2 separate regions of the Homo sapiens genome follow, and region 1 is linked to region 2. A link is a loop called in an ENCODE intact Hi-C map of the cell type or tissue named here. Cell type or tissue: OCI-LY7. All regions are shown on one strand. Each heading gives the region's core, and the rest is flanking DNA. Links, peaks and the distances in the headings are about the cores only.

The links. Peaks named below come from ENCODE experiments on the same cell type or tissue, not always from the same donor. Only the 100,000 strongest peaks of a DNase experiment are listed, where the experiment ranks them.
Region 1: it touches region 2 in a loop (2.0-fold over the local background); 4 of 110 quality-filtered maps call a loop at or near these places.

What each region holds. Positions count from the first base shown.
Region 1 is chr4:53,803,481-53,806,398 of GRCh38, forward strand. No RefSeq gene overlaps it. Among named protein-coding and RNA genes, the nearest start is that of LNX1-AS2, 210 kb to the left of the region's middle. In OCI-LY7, for the core only: a CTCF peak has its summit at 1,475 (motif pointing left); a DNase peak (open chromatin) is centred at 1,451.
Region 2 is chr4:53,743,127-53,746,044 of GRCh38, forward strand. No RefSeq gene overlaps it. Among named protein-coding and RNA genes, the nearest start is that of LNX1-AS2, 150 kb to the left of the region's middle. RefSeq lists a silencer at 1,824-1,883. In OCI-LY7, for the core only: a CTCF peak has its summit at 1,607; DNase peaks (open chromatin) are centred at 485, 1,455 and 1,815; H3K4me3 peaks cover 946 bases; H3K27ac peaks cover 2,500 bases.

The DNA of each region.
Region 1 (2,918 bases), core at 143-2,642, 60 kb after region 2:
ATTTCATTCCAATTGGCATTTGCTCCACACTTGGTGGATGCTGAATGCATAAGAGACAATGGTCCCATGTTATAACTAGAATATAGATAAGTATCTTTAATAATAGGGTTAGTGTGGTGCATTGAATTATTAGCCTCAGCTTTGCACCTCTAGAGCCACATCCTTGCCTTTGACCTTATTTTGGCAGAGAGCACTACCCTGCCTCTTGACTTTGCATTCAGTCATGTGATTTGCTTTGGCCAATGGAATGTCGACAGATGTAGCAGTATACAATCTGAGCATAGACCCAAGAGATCTTCCATATATTCATGTGCCCTGTTTCTCTTCCCCCAAATCCCTGAGAGGAGCTTGCCCTAAACAGTGGCTGCATTTCGTTCTGGGTCCAAAGTGAACATATTTGGAACAATTCCCCACATAAGTTCAACTGGACCCATAGTTTGAAGCAGAGCCTCCCCAAGAAGCCAAACCTGGTTCAACCAACCCCAATGTCACTGACAGATTCATGAGAAGAAGCAGTTGTTTTAACTCACTAGGCTTGAGGGTAGTTTGTTGCACAAGGTCATTGTAGTAACAGCAGCTAACCAGTACAGTGAGGGGTTGGAAATATCTTTGGGGGATTGCTTTGGTTTGCTTGGGGGTTGATGCCTTGTCTTGGAGGTTAATGTTTGGTTTGTTTGGGGTTTGTATTGAGGAGGCAATTTGTAGAGTAAGCAGTTGCAACTTCGTTAGAAGGGATCTTTCTGGGTCCCTGGTATGTGGCCCTAGCTCTGTGGGAATCCAGAGGAGATGAAGAGGAAACTGGTGTTTATTGTCAGTATTATCAACAGCAGCAACAAATATTGGGTGCGCCTACCATGTGCCAAGTACTAGGTGGGGATTACGAGAGGAATAAGGAAAGACCCAAGCTCTAGAAAAACGTACAGTCTCTTTGCAGGACCATTCCTGGGTTTCATTAGAAATATCTGAATATATTGTCTCAGACTGGCCAGGTTTCTTGTAGGGCTTGCTAGTTGAGAAATTAGATCCTTAAAGGAAAAATATTCTCACTGATTCTACCCACCATTCTCATCTTTACACCCAACAAAACCTCACTAAGAGGTTTCTGAGGAGCCAGAAGTTGGATGGATTAACTTGGAGTTAGTGAACTGCAGAAATCTCTTCCCACTGGTGGTTCCTGTGGGTTTCAGAATAGCAAAGCTGAAAGTTCACTTGATGTATTAAGCACAATCAAAAATCCATTACCTCCCTGAGGCCACTACTCCTCCTTTTTGGTTGAGACTGCTACCCAGGACCAGCTACATAATTTGTGAGGCTCAGTGCGAAATGAAATTCAGGGCCCATTCAAAAATTACTCAGAATTTCAAGACAGCAAGCACAGAACATTAAACCAGGCGTGGACCCCTCTGAGCTTGGGGCCCATTGTGACTGCACAAGTCTCAAGCCAGGAAGCTGGCTCTGCTGCCACCTGCAGGTAGTGCAAATAGCTGATGTCTACACATATGTAAAAGGAAGCACCAGCAAAGTTTCCAGTCCTGAGTGGATTTGAGAAGATGGCCCTGCAGACATTCATTCAAAAAGCTCTCATGGTGCTGACCCATTCCAGACCTGCCCTGCCCCCTGCTCAGCCCACTCCAGTTGCTGAAGGACAAGGGTGGACACCAGTTACCAGGAACCATTCTGCAATTCCAGCAGCCCTCTGGCTGGACTTTTTCTCCAATCATTCAGAAAACATTTGTCTGTGAGCCCCTCGAAGTGCTTCAGATGCAATCCAGACTTGCCCATGGACTTGAGCAGTTACAGCTGTATTGTACAGGTTGCATAAAGGAACTGCAGGAGACTTTCTATTGCCATGAGGGCGACTGCCCAGGGCCCAGGGCTCAGGGCTCAGGACAGCATAGAAACACTAGTGCCAGATTCCACCATGGTGAGAGAATTGCCTCGATGCTGCAGAAACTCCAGGGCCTCCCAGATGCACTATCACTCTTATCACGTGCAGACATTTGGCAGACAGGCCTTCCTTTGAAGTCCCAGCAAAATGATGGCGAGTTCTCCTGCTAAGGAACATGTGGCTGGCAACAGGAGGAAGAGTAAAGTGGCGGTCCCTTCCTTTCCACAAAAGTTTAGGAGTTGGCATTTCTTTTTCCACAGTGTTAGAGCTTCTGCTATTGATGCAAAGGGCTAAAAGCTGACCTGCTCCTTTGTCATCTTGGAAAACCTCAGGACAATGCTTAAGACCAAGGTGAAATTACCTATTTTGTGTGCTCCTGATTTTCCTTAAAGAAATAAAAAAGGGAACGATTTGGCTAAGGATGGACATGGTCTAAATCAGGGGTTCTCAAAGTGTGGTTCTCAGATTGTAACCTCTTAAAAATATAGATTCTTTCACTTGAACCCGGAAAACAGAGGTTGTAGTGAGCTGGGATCGAGCCAGGGCACTCCAGCCTGGGCAACAGAGCAAGACTCCATCTCAAAATAGATAGATAGATGATAGATAGATAGATGATAGATAGATAGATAGATAGATAGATAGATAGATAGATACACAGATTCTAGACTCTGCTCAGATCTACTGAAGGAGATACCATGAGGGCAGGACCCAGCAATCCATGTTTAACAATCCTTCTAGGTGATTCTGATACACCATTGGCCTAAATAGCAGATCCTCATTGCCTGTATATTAGTTTGCTATGGCTGTCTTAACAGAGTACTGCAGACTGGTGGCTTAAACAACAGAAATTTACTTTCTCACAGTTCTGGAGGCTGGAAACCCAAATCAAGATGCTGGCAGGGTTGGTTTCTAGCGAGGTTTCCCTCCTTGGCTTGCAGACAGCCGCCTTCTCACTGTGTCTTCATGTGGCTTTTTCTCTGTGTGCAAGGACTCCTGGAGTCTCTTCCTCTTCTTACATAGACACCAGTCT
Region 2 (2,918 bases), core at 180-2,679:
TCTTATTTCTTTTGTCCTCTTAAAAAGCTTATGTGTACCTTCTTCTGGGATATTACAAAACTAACCAAGGGCTCTAGAATAAACTTAAGGCTTACAAAGAAGTGATTTGGGGCTTTTATATTGTGGGGGAAGGTGCAAAGGCTTGGTGGAGTTTTGGTTGTGAGGATGAGAGAGGACTAACAAAGAATCAAGAAAAAGTCAACGTGATACCCAAACAGTTTAGAAATGGAGTCTGTATATTCTCATATGGCGTCATCTCACCCACAGGAGAGCTCAATTATTCTTTTTTCCCCCATCCTAATCTTGCAGCACACTTGAAAGGGCTGGAAGAAATCTTACAGTATGACATATGGGCACCAATTAGGCTTTTCTAGGTCTAGGAAATAAAATACTAACTTCTATAGTTGTTCCTAGTGAAAGATGCAAAGTAATTTGTCTCCTGGAGGAGTATAGAAGCATTTGCAATGGTTTCCTGTTTTGCACACTGCCCTTGTCTATGCCAGCTTGTTGTCTTGACAAATTTATTCTCAATAGCAGCAGGACATATGCTTATGATTTTCGGAATGGAGGCACTAGAGATAAGCTGGAACCTGTCGCTGAAAAATGAACCCCAGTGAAATTTTTTTGTAGCCCCATATTTCAAGATATGTTGGTTATCCTCCAGAAAGTGCCCAAATCAACAAAATTGATTCAGAGATTTGTGCAAACTTCTGACACATACACAGACCATATTTTAAATGACACATAAACATTGACTTTATACCTCGTCTCTTCGGTCTTGGCCCTCGTCTCCCCCACCCAACTGCCACAACTTGGCAAATACTGACAACTAGAAGGTTTTTATTTATTTAAACAAATATCTGGTGAAGAAAGAAAGTGGAATAGTCAAATTTTGTTTGTGGTTGGGCAGGTGGTGGGGAGCAGGATGGGGAAGAATCAAGAGAAGTCAGCAATGAACTTCATCCTAGTCCAGTAAACACTGCGGTGTCTTGGGTGACCTGTTATTTCCTTGCCAAAAGCAAAACAAGGGCACAGGCTTGATATAGATGGGGAAAGTTTGTGTATACCCTTTGACTCAACATCTCAAAACCAAACTGGTCTATTGTAAGTGAGTTTGCAAGTTGCTTTCTCTCTCTGAGTCTCAGTTTTCCCTATCTGTAAAATGGGGTTAATAATACATAGTTCTTAAGATTGTTAGAGGACTAGATGATGTATCCCACATAAAGCATTAAGTATTCTGGCAGGCACATAGGGAGTGCTTAGTAAAAGGTAGTGCATGCACACACACACACACACACACACGTGTTCACACAAACCCACACAATGTCCTGATTATGGAGTTTTGCATGTCATCTTTATATAGTTGAACATTGGGCCTGTGACTACAGTCCTTCCACAGATAGGTGTCCTAACCATCTGTAGGCTCAATGTAAGAGCCACCCAGGTGTTTGAGTGACAGAATTATTCAGAGAAACCCACTTCAAACCTAGACAGAGACAGCTCTCCTTAATGACTCAGAGCATCTGCTTTCTAGCCCCAAAGAGGCCATTTAGATAACAAAGGCAAATTTGAGATGTGAAATGGCTGATAGCAGCCCCCAAATAGAGCAGGTGTGGGGTGGAATAAAAGCCCTCTGTTGTCCATCAGTGTCAGCAGCACCTCTGTGTGAACGGTGGCGCTGCTGGAGCCTCCCATATAAGGCAGGAGATGGAGCTCAGGAGCCAGGGAGTGGGGCTGGAAAGCTGGTGAACAGAAGGTCACTGCTCAGCCACCAAGCTGATGAGACCTTGAGAGGAACGTTACCCTACAGCCTCATTTGCACAGGAAGAAACCGAGGTTAGCAGAGATTCAGTGAGTTGCTGGAGATCTACTGTGAGATGGAGGCAAAACTAAGAAAAGGAACTCAGTTCTCCTGCCTCTAGCCCAGTCAGTTACTTCTCCTGTACCTCCTGGGGTCATCCCACCTGGTCAGAGCTTGAGAGTATTTATTCTGAGCAATTCTCCAGAGCAAGGAGAAGAAAACTGCCAAGGAAGGAAGAGAAAGGAAAACTCTTTTTTAAAAAATGGGGGGACAAGTTATTTTTTAAATATAAAATTGAATCATACTTACTAAAGTTAAACAGTTCAGTACTATAAAAAATAAGAAGTATGAATCTCATGCTCTTCATCAAACACAGCCTCCCCCATCCCATTCACCAGAGGTAAAAACTGTTAACAATTTTTAGTATGTCTTCCAGACTTTTCCTAGAGATTTATATTTATATACTTTTTTAAAAACACAGATGAGATTACACAATACATACTCTTCAGAAGGTTGCTTTTTTACTTAATATGCTACAGCTACCTTTTGGTGTTTATACTCATTGTTAAAATGGATCTACTGTGTTTCATCATGTGGGTGTAACATGATTTATTTAACTGGTTCTCTAGAGATGGGCATTCAGCTTGTTTCCAGCATTTTTCTCACTAGTACAAACAGCAGTAAGCATCTTGTTCAAATACCCTTGTGCAAGTGTGTGAGCATATCTTTCCTAAATGTTTTAGAGTTAGGTCTAAAGGCATACACATTTTAAATTTTAATAGATTTGACTCACTATACTTTCAAAGACTGAATCAATTTGTGCTTTCACCCAAAGTTATCCTTTCCCTACCCTCATCAACACTTGGTGCCAGCCATCTTCATACAGTTTTCCTTATGTTGTTTTCATGGATGTTCCTGAATTCCAAGTAGAGTTGGGCATCCATTTGTATTGTGAATTGCCACTTGTACTTCCTTTATAATGAGCTGTCTTTTATTATGAGCTGCTTGCTTTTATCTTTGGTCCGTTTTTCTCCTTGGTTTTCACCTGTTTTTCTTTTTGGCTTTGTCAATCAAGAAAAATGACCTCGACAAGTCTCAATCATTTTAGGGGGCTTAT